3 separate regions of the Homo sapiens genome follow, and all the other regions are linked to region 3. Evidence: chromatin contacts called from ENCODE Hi-C or POLR2A ChIA-PET data. All regions are on one chromosome and are shown on one strand. Each heading gives the region's core, a stretch centred on a gene start or an enhancer-like site at or near the end of the contact. The rest is flanking DNA. Distances are from core to core; before and after follow the strand shown. Region 1 overlaps LINC02245 (long intergenic non-protein coding RNA 2245). Region 2 holds the start of SLC1A4 (solute carrier family 1 member 4). Region 3 overlaps SPRED2 (sprouty related EVH1 domain containing 2).

Region 1 (2,761 bases), core at 202-2,701, 440 kb after region 3:
ATGGGAGGATCCCTTGAGCCCAGGAGTTTGAGACCAGCCTGGGCAACATAGGGAGACTCCCATCTCTACCAAAAATAAAAAATTAGCCGAGCATGGTGGCACATGCCTGTGGCCCCTGTTACTCAGGAGGCTGAGACGGGAGGATTGCTTGAGCCAGGGAGGTCGAGGCTGCAGTGAGCTGTGATTGCACCACTGCACTCCAGCCTGAGAACAGAGCAAGACCCTGTTTCAAAACATTAAAAATCCTCTCTCTGTCTCTCCTTCTCACACCCACACCTCCCACAGGCTCCCCACCCCGACTCCCCGCCCACACACACACCCATATACTTGGCCAGCAAAGGGCTGTAGTTTGAACATGTGGTTCAAGGAACACAAGTCGTTGCACAGCTGATACAGAAAATCCGAAACTTCCCTGCCCCCAGCCCTCCATCAGGAGTCTCCGGCTTCCACGACCACTTTCACACAGCCCTTATTGAACTCTTGGTTCGACCCTTACTTTTGCATTCCAACTGGATACAAAGCTGAGGACTGTTTTCCTATTATCTGCCAGATGAATGCTTGGATCGGTGTCCAGGCTGCCCGGTCGTGCTTAGTAATCGGAAACAGAGACAGCGGAAATCTCAAATTCTGGTTTCCTGCCGGGGAGCCAGCTCCAAGTCTGCGGGAGAGGAAAGGACGTTGTGACACAGCGCCACCCTGTGGCAGAAAGGAGAAGAGCCGCTCTTGGCCTGTTGTCTGCATTGGATCTCAAGGCCTGGGGTTGTCAGAAACCTGAAACCTTGCAGAACCCCAAAATAACAAAACTGTCATTTAAAGAGCACTTACTGTGTGTTAGGGAGGCACTGTGATAATTGTCTTATATTGTTATGGCCTCAGAGTTTCCCATGAGATGGATACTATTTTCTGAATAAGGAAACTGGAGCCCAGAAGGGTTAAGAAATTTGCCTAAGTTCACACAGCCAAGAAGTAGCCAGGCTACACATCCGCTGAGTGTGGTCACAGAGGCCACAATTTTTTTTTTTTTTTTTTTTTGAGACAAGGTCTCACTCTGTTGCCCAGGCTGGAGTGCAGTGGCACGATCTTGGCTCACTGCATCCTTGACCTTCCAGGCTCAAGTGATCCTCCTGCCTCAGCCTCCCAAGTAGCTGGGACCACAGGCATGCACTACCATGCCCGGCTAATTTTGTTTATGTTTTTGTAAAGACAAGGTCTCCCTATGTTGCCCAGGCTGGTCTCTAACTCCTGGGCTCGAGTGATCCTCCAGCCTCGGCCTCCCAAAGTGCTGGGATTGCAGGCATGAGCCACTGCATCCGGCCGAGGACACACATCTAACCACCACTCTGTCCTTCCAGTCACCTGCTCAGCAGAGAACATTCCCTATAGCAGGGCTTCTCAAACTCACACCTGCAGGAGGCACTGGGGAATCTTGTTAAAATCCAGATTCTGATTCGGCTGATCTGGGGTAGGGCCCAAGAGTCTACGTTTCTTTTCTTTTCTTTCTTTCTTTTCTTTTTTTTTTTTGAGACGGAGTTTCACTCTTATTGCCCTGGCTGGAGTGCAATGGCACAGTCTCAGCTCACTGCAACCTCCGCCTCCTGAATTCAAGCGATTCTCTTGCCTCAGCCTTCCGAGTAGCTGAGACTACAGGCACCTGCCACCACGCCTGGCTAATTTTTGTATTTTTAGTAAAGACGGGGTTTCACCATGTTGACCAAGCTGGTCTTGAAGTCCTGACCTCAGGTGATCAGCCTGCCTTGGCCTCCCAAAGTGCTGGGATTACAGGCGTGAGCCACTGTGCCCAGTCTGAGCCCAGTCTACATTTCTAAGGGCTCCTAGGTAATGTGGTGCTGCTGGTTCGTGGACCACACTTGGAGAGGTGAGGCCCTAGAGCAGCTGTCCAGTAGAACTTTCTGTGATGGTGGAAGTGCTCTAACTCTGCGCTGTGTCATACATCGCCACTGGCTGCAGGTGCTATGGAGCACCTGAAACATGGCTACTGCAACAGAGAAATACATTTTAATTTTAGTTCATTTAAATTAATTTGAATTTAGCCACATGCACATAGTGGCCTCCATACTGGATAGTGCAACATCCATCATGAGTGGGGGCTCAGGCTTGTCATTCAAGAGCCAAAATACCATGGTAGGTTAAAGCAAGACTATATAGGGTAACAAATTTTTGGAGTCATTAGAGATAGTATATTCAACACTGCTGTTTTACATATAAGGAAACTGGCCAGAGAGGCAAAGTGACTTGTTGCAGAGCCACAGAGCTGTTCCTGGCAGAGGGAAGGCTTCAGGTTCAAGGACAGCATTCTCCCTACCATGCCACATTTTGTTCTAGGCCCACTGACCTTCAAAAGAAAAATGTACATTTCCAATTTTGGGAAATCCAAGCTGGGTGTGGTGACATGTGCCTGTAGTTCCAGGTGCCCAAAAAGCTGAGCTGGGAGGATCATTTGAGCCTGGGAGGTTGAGGCTGCAATGAGCCGTGATTGCACCACTGCACTCCAGCTTGGGCGACAGAAGGAGACCTTGTCTCTAAAAAAAAATAATAATAAAAAAAAATAAAAGAAAGAAAATCCTCTATAAACAAAATGTAGCTGTTGGTAATAGTCAAATGCTATTTATTACTTTATACAACGTTTGAGGCAGTTAACCAGGTTTAAATGTTATCCAATTTCCTGAGGGAATTAACTGATTTTTGGCTACATTTGCAAGACCTGCATCACACGAAAAGAATCATCCCTTTTTATGGGATG
Region 2 (2,828 bases), core at 221-2,720, 370 kb after region 3:
TGCTTCTCTCCCTCCCCTCTAGAACTCACACTTTCGCACAAAGAAAGGCCTTTGAAACACAGCACTCTGCCGTGGTCTTTACTGGGGTGGACAGCAACCTGTCCCAAGCCCCAAGCCCTCAGGAGAGGCATATTTCTGGGCAATATGTCTCACTCAACTAACCCCAGCCCTATTATCCGTGGGTCCACTGATAACTGCAGAAAATTGCCAGCTTCCTTCGCAGCCAAGGACTGTAACAGAGAAGGCCATAGATTGCAAGCCGGATGACCCAAGAGGCAAAACTTAACCAATGCTCCCAGAAGCTTTTAGGCACCATGTGGGAGAAAATGAGGCGAAGCCACTGGGGCGTGGTCGGAACATTTTTACCGGGGAGAGCAGCGCGAGAGTATAAGGAGTAAAGAACAGGCGGGGCGGCTGGCTCTTCCCTAACAAACGCCCACCTAACGGTGGGGACTGGTTCTTGCTCAAAGATGCGGCCCTGCTCTTTCGATTGTGCGGTGCGCCCCAGCTGTTTGCAAAGGTGTGGTCAGCACGCAAAAACTCCAGACGTCATTTTGATATTTTTAAAACGTTAAACGCCACCAGCAGCCAGCTAAGAATTAACTCTTAGGAGTGTATAAGCATATGGGTGTATGAACTGGAGGGCATCCGAGAACTGGCGTCTCCCACTGGGCCCTGGGAGAGGTGGAGAGTGTTACCTGGCCAGGTCGAGGAAAGAGTCCACCGTCTCTTTGGGGACAGGAGGAGGCCCCGAGTCCTCCAGCCCCAGGTCGCTGGACTGAAGGGTCTGCGCACCGGATCCTGGCTTGATGATGAACGCCAAGGCCACGGCGAGCGCCGAGGCACTCAGTGTGGTGAGGCCAAAGTAGGCGACAGCGATGCCGCCCAGACGCCCGAGGCAGCTGGCATCGAGCGAGGCGGCGCCCGACACCAGGCTGCAGACCACCAGCGGCAGGATGATCATGCGCAGCATGCGGAGCAGCATCTCGCCGGGGAAGGCCAGGTAGGTGACCTGCGTGCGGCTCAGGCTGAGCCCGCGCAACGCCGCGCCCAGGCCCGCGCCCGCCAGCACCCCGGACACGGTGAGCAGCACCAGCGCTTGGCGCCGCAGGAAGCCCGCGCAACGCCGTGCGCGTCCCGCCGCGGTCCCCGGAGCTCCGGGCCCGGCCGCAGGCCCCGCCTGAGCGCTGTCAAGGTAGCCGTTGGTCTCGTTGCTCTTCTCCATGGCGCTACACGCCGCTCCGAGCTAGAGGTGGCAGGGGACGTGGGCTCTGGCAAAAGACGGGGTTCCCAATGAATGGGTCGGTCGGCCAGTTGTGCTCCGCAGGTTCTGGGAAGCCGCCCCGGGGGTCTCCGGGCCTGGCGCAGGAGCAGGTGCGAGAAAGGCGAGGAGAGGCGCAGAGTGCGGGTTGGAGCCGCGGGCGGAGAGGATCGCGCCCAGCCTCCCTGGAGCAGCCGCCGGCTGGAGATGATGCAAACGGGAGCCGCGAACGCGGACGCAGACGGGGAAGTAGGAGGGCGCGCCAGCGGCCCCAGCCCGCTCACTTCACGCCCGCCGTCCCGCCCCCTGTGGCGCTGGCCAATCACAGCCCGGGAGCCGCCGCCGGGAGCCGCCGCCGGGAGCCTCTGGTCCCCACCCGTGTCGCGGGTGCCGCAGGGGGCGGCCGGGCGGGAGGCTCCACCCGAGGCCGCGGGGGCGCGGGCGGCGCCGGCCAATCCTGGCGCCAATAGCCGCCTACCCGCCCGGCTAACGGAGGCCGGCTCCGGGCGACCGCGGGGAAGTGCGGGCTGAAGGACCGCCCGGGCTCCTTGGCACCTGCCGGGCCCTCTCCCGCGGCCGGGATCTGAGTCCTCGGGGCCAGAGGGCCCGGGAGAACTTAGAACGCAGCGGCGTTCCTCCTCCTGAGGACTGTGGGAGGGGAGGGAGGGGAGGGGAGAAGAGAGGAGGAGAGGGGAGGATCCCTCTCTCCCGGGTGGCGCTTTCGCCCCGCGCGGCCCGCGCTCCTCTCCAGAGCTCGCCGGCCTCTCCCGCCAGGGGGCCGGGCGCGGTGAGGGGGCCCGGGGCGGTCCTGCCGTCGCGTCCCCTCCTGCGGAAGATCCCTTCTTCCAGGGGTCCTCAGGGGCTTGTGCGGTAAAGCACGCCATGGTGCCCAGCAAGGCCCCGGCCTTGAGACAAAGGACGGACCGGAGGATGGATGAATAAGGGGAGCCTTCGCACGCGCTCATTAGGGCTCTAACGCAGCCATACCGCTAGAGAAAGGGGGCTCGCTGTGCCACCAAACCCGGCGCCCCTGGGCCGCGGAACCGCGCGCACCGGGGCGCTCCTGGGCTTGTGTCCTGGGGCCATCAGGATGGGGCTGGGTCGCCCGCCAGGCAGCTGTCTGCGGTATGGGCGTTTAAGACGCAAAGCTCTTCTAGAAGAAACAGAGCTCTCACGCCACCACTTCCAGTTGGTTTCTGCCACGTAACCAAAGCTGAAACACAAGCCACTGGATTTTAACCTCTTCCGTTCCCAGGCCTGAGCCCTGGCGAGAAAACAGCGCAGACGGCGGTTTGGCCATCCTGAACGGTTCCTTATTGTTCACGTTCTATGGATTTCCTGTTTATTTCATCTTTTATTTGATATCTGCTTTGGCCACGCGAGTTACAAGGGAAACTTCTGCTGAGTCTTTTTACTGTATCACAGTTATTATATTTTTATATTTTTTTATTCTGCTTGTGAATTGTTCTTTAAAGACTTCCGTGGGTGGTCTTTTGTTTTTTCTTTTTCCTTCCTTCCTTCCTTCCTTCCTTCCTTCCTTCCTTCCTTCCTTCCTCCCCCCCTCCCT
Region 3 (3,083 bases), core at 306-2,805:
TTAGATAGCTGGTGTAAGCGGAACAAATCATGCAGTATTTCTTTTTGTGACTGACGTTTCACTTAGCACAATATCCTCAAGATTCATCCATGTTATAGCATATGACAATGTTTCCTTCTTTGTTAAGGCGGAATAATTCCATTGTATGTATGGACCACAGGTGTTAAGGTTAATTCGCTATATGCGAACACACAAGAAAAAGTTAACACAAGAGCTTCCATATATGCCAGCAACTCACTGCTGGGTGTGCGGCAGTTTTCAGGGGATGGCATATCCAGGATGCTTTCAGTGACTGTGACTTTCCTGGAGAATGAAACTGTGTGAAGTTAGTCCTGAGAAGTGGCTGAAGCACACCAGTGAGTGAAATGAGCAGAGAGTTGTTCCTTTTGACCAACATTAAGTCGAGGGCCCTTCCACCTGTCAGTAAAGCTCTCTGGTGGAAGAAGTTGGCAGTAGCCACTTGGTTGTCCTGTCTTGAGCAGTGGTCTTTTGGTCTTTGTTTTTTTTTTTTTTGTTTTTTTTTTGTTTTTTTTTGTTTTTTTTTTTTTTGAGATGGAGTCTCGCTCTGTCGCCCAGGTTGGAGTGCAGTGACGCGACCTTGGCTCACTGCAACCTCCGCCTCCGGGGTTCTAGCGATTCTCCTGCCCCAGGCTCCCGAGTAGCTGGGACTACAGGCACACAGAACCACACCAGGCTGAGTTTTGTACTTTTAGTAGAGACGGAGTTTCACCATGTTTGCCAGGCTGGTCTTAAACTCCTGACCTCAGGTAATCCACCCTCCTTGGCCTCCCAAAGTGCTGGGATTACAGGCATGAGCCACCGCACCTGGCCCAATTTTTTGCATTTTTGGTAGAGACGGGGCTTCACCGTGTTAGGCAGGATGGTCTGGATCTCCTGACCTCATGATCCACCCGCCTCAGCCTCCCACAGTGCTGGGATTACAAGCGTGAGTCACTGCGCCCAGCCAGCAGTGGTCTTTAACCACCACAGACTGCATGACTTAAAGCTTGGTTGGGCTCCCTGCTGCAAACATGTTGGTGATGGCCAGGAAAGCCCAACTTCAGCAGCTTAGCCACGCAGGGTTTCAGTTATCTGTGAAAATCATGAGTCTTGAAAAAAAATGCCTTCTAGTGCCTCCACAAGCTAGTTGGCTTTGGGAGGTGGAGATAGCTCTAGTATTTCCTGGAGTTCTTTCTGAATCAAGTACTTCAAACTACACTACTCCCTTATAAATGAAAAAATATTTTAAGACTAACGTGTTAAAACTGAGGAAGCTTGGTAGCTAGTTGGCCTTTACATTATCCTTGCTGCCTAGTTCTTTTATGTCAGGAAAGTAACATGGGAAATATGTGTACTGAGTGGATGGCTCTGTCTTGTTATAACTCGGAAGGAAATTGCGCTTGTAGGACAAATCCTGTCCCTCTGTGTAGTCAACTAGTCAAGAATCCATTGCATCATGACTATATCCTATGAGCCTGACACTTGACTTAATTGCTCACCAACAGTCATTGTGACCCTAAAAGGAAAGAATTTCCCCAGTAACACTTAAGTTGGGATTTGTAAAATAACATCAGTACGGATCCTTTTAGAGCCATTCAAGATTCAGTGGTGCCACATTCTGAGGATCCCCAAAATGAAGCCTAAATCAGAAGTTTAAGAAGAATTCCTCCTCCTTACCTTTTCTCCCTCACCCCACCCCCAGATAGGAAAGCCCTTGGCCAAAACCCAGCAAGAGCTGAGAGGAACTGGCCTTTCTGGCAGTGGGGAAAGAGGCTTCTTGTCAAGGAGACTGTCAGTAAGCAGTTGAAACATTTGGGAATATTTTTCCACGTTGATTGGGCTTTCGTGGGCTGGATTGGGAACCCAGTTGCCCACCATTTTATGTTTTTTCTGTAGGGAAGATACATTCCAATTTCAAACAACTGACTTACGTTTGGACCAGAAATTATTTGTCACATTGAAGCAACTTAAACCTAAGTTGCAACTTGATGTGCACTGAGCTGCTTTAGCAGAGGTCTATAAGAAATGTCTTTCCCTATTTTTAAGCTAAATAATTGCTTTGTTACCTTTTCCTAACATTTTCTCCTTTTCACTCTGAATGTAGTAAAGATTGGGGCTGGGGAGTTCATGTTGAGTCAACTGATAAGGCAGATAGAATCAACTGTTTGGGAGAAAAAGGGTAGATCTCTCTTCTCTTCTTGGCCTGCATTTGTTCCATAAATATGTCATGGGGTTTTTCTTCCATGTGGCTAAAGAGAATCTCACATTTGTGGATGCGTAAACCCAGCTAGATGACCAGGTTGTACCTTTTATTTTCCCCCAGAGGATCTTATTAAACTTATTAAAACTCAATTTTCATCATTTTCTTGCTTTTTCAAAATACTTGGATAAACCAGTTTCACTCCTGGAAACTTCATAATTGTGTCATAACACTGGCACTGAGAGAACATATCTGTTAGTCTGTCATGGTTTCAGGTCTTTGTGGTTTCAAGTTTTTTCTCTACTCAAAGTATACTCTCAGTTGCATTTTACTGCTGAAAGTTTTCTGATCTGCTTTTGTAGGGTATTTTAGTGGCTTAAGTTTGCTAAGCCCTCTGCCACAACTACAGGACTTTAAGGCCATTTTTTTAAAACACAAAGCATGAAAAGGGATCAAAGTTGAAAGGGTCTCAAAAGTCATTTGTGGTCTCTACCCCTCATTTTACACATAAGGAAACTGAAGCTCAGTAATAAGAGTTTGGGGTGCCTCACCCGGTTGTGAGAAGATGTGTAATGGAGGTTAGGTCAGGTTAGGTCACCTGTCCTGACTTACGGCACTCATTACAACAGATCCAAAAAGGAATTACCTCTATTGGTGTGAAACTTCAGCAGGATGAGTAGGATCACCCTCTAGCTCTGTGATTTTTTCATGTAGCTGTGTTGCCAGTGTTACCTCTTCATTTCTCCTTAGAATTCCTTTCACAATCAGTTGCCTATCCAGTAAATTTCAAGGGACCAAGATAAGGAATAACTTATCCTCCAGAGCACCTAACTTGAATATGCGCACTTCTGCCACCACACGAGGTCCTTTCAAAAGTGTGATC

The links. Hi-C counts contacts between places; a loop is a spot of excess contacts on that map. ChIA-PET counts read pairs that join two places held with the same protein, here RNA polymerase II (POLR2A). Pooled maps may share reads with other maps.
Region 1: a loop to region 3 is called in a pooled map, with 2.9 times the contacts of the local background. The contact joins two enhancer-like sites. A Hi-C loop is called at or near these places in 1 of 37 single-sample maps with no recorded cell type and 2 of 50 pooled maps. POLR2A ChIA-PET finds 5 or more read pairs at or near these places in 2 of 52 experiments (HEK293 and naive thymus-derived CD8-positive, alpha-beta T cell).
Region 2: a loop to region 3 is called in a pooled map, with 2.4 times the contacts of the local background. The contact joins the promoter of SLC1A4 here to the enhancer-like site in region 3. A Hi-C loop is called at or near these places in 1 of 37 single-sample maps with no recorded cell type and 6 of 50 pooled maps. POLR2A ChIA-PET finds 5 or more read pairs at or near these places in 1 of 52 experiments (PC-9).

What each region holds. Positions count from the first base shown.
Region 1 is chr2:64,915,748-64,918,508 of GRCh38, reverse strand. The region is part of intron 1 of LINC02245 (long intergenic non-protein coding RNA 2245); the gene reads left to right. Among named protein-coding and RNA genes, the nearest start is that of LINC02245, 15 kb to the left of the region's middle. RefSeq lists enhancers at 325-404, 1,415-1,464, 1,835-2,024. Within about 2 kb of position 1,451, at least 25 of the 41 ENCODE cell types and tissues checked have a DNase peak (open chromatin) inside an H3K27ac peak, as active enhancers do.
Region 2 is chr2:64,988,041-64,990,868 of GRCh38, reverse strand. It overlaps SLC1A4 (solute carrier family 1 member 4), which reads right to left and starts at 1,470. Exons shown (of 8, transcript NM_003038.5): 1 at 699-1,470. The coding sequence starts at 1,225. RefSeq lists silencers at 1,071-1,250, 1,461-2,160 and an enhancer at 884-1,468.
Region 3 is chr2:65,357,531-65,360,613 of GRCh38, reverse strand. The region is part of intron 1 of SPRED2 (sprouty related EVH1 domain containing 2); the gene reads left to right. Among named protein-coding and RNA genes, the nearest start is that of SPRED2, 74 kb to the left of the region's middle. RefSeq lists enhancers at 2,405-2,554, 2,587-3,083. Within about 2 kb of position 1,555, at least 6 of the 41 ENCODE cell types and tissues checked have a DNase peak (open chromatin) inside an H3K27ac peak, as active enhancers do.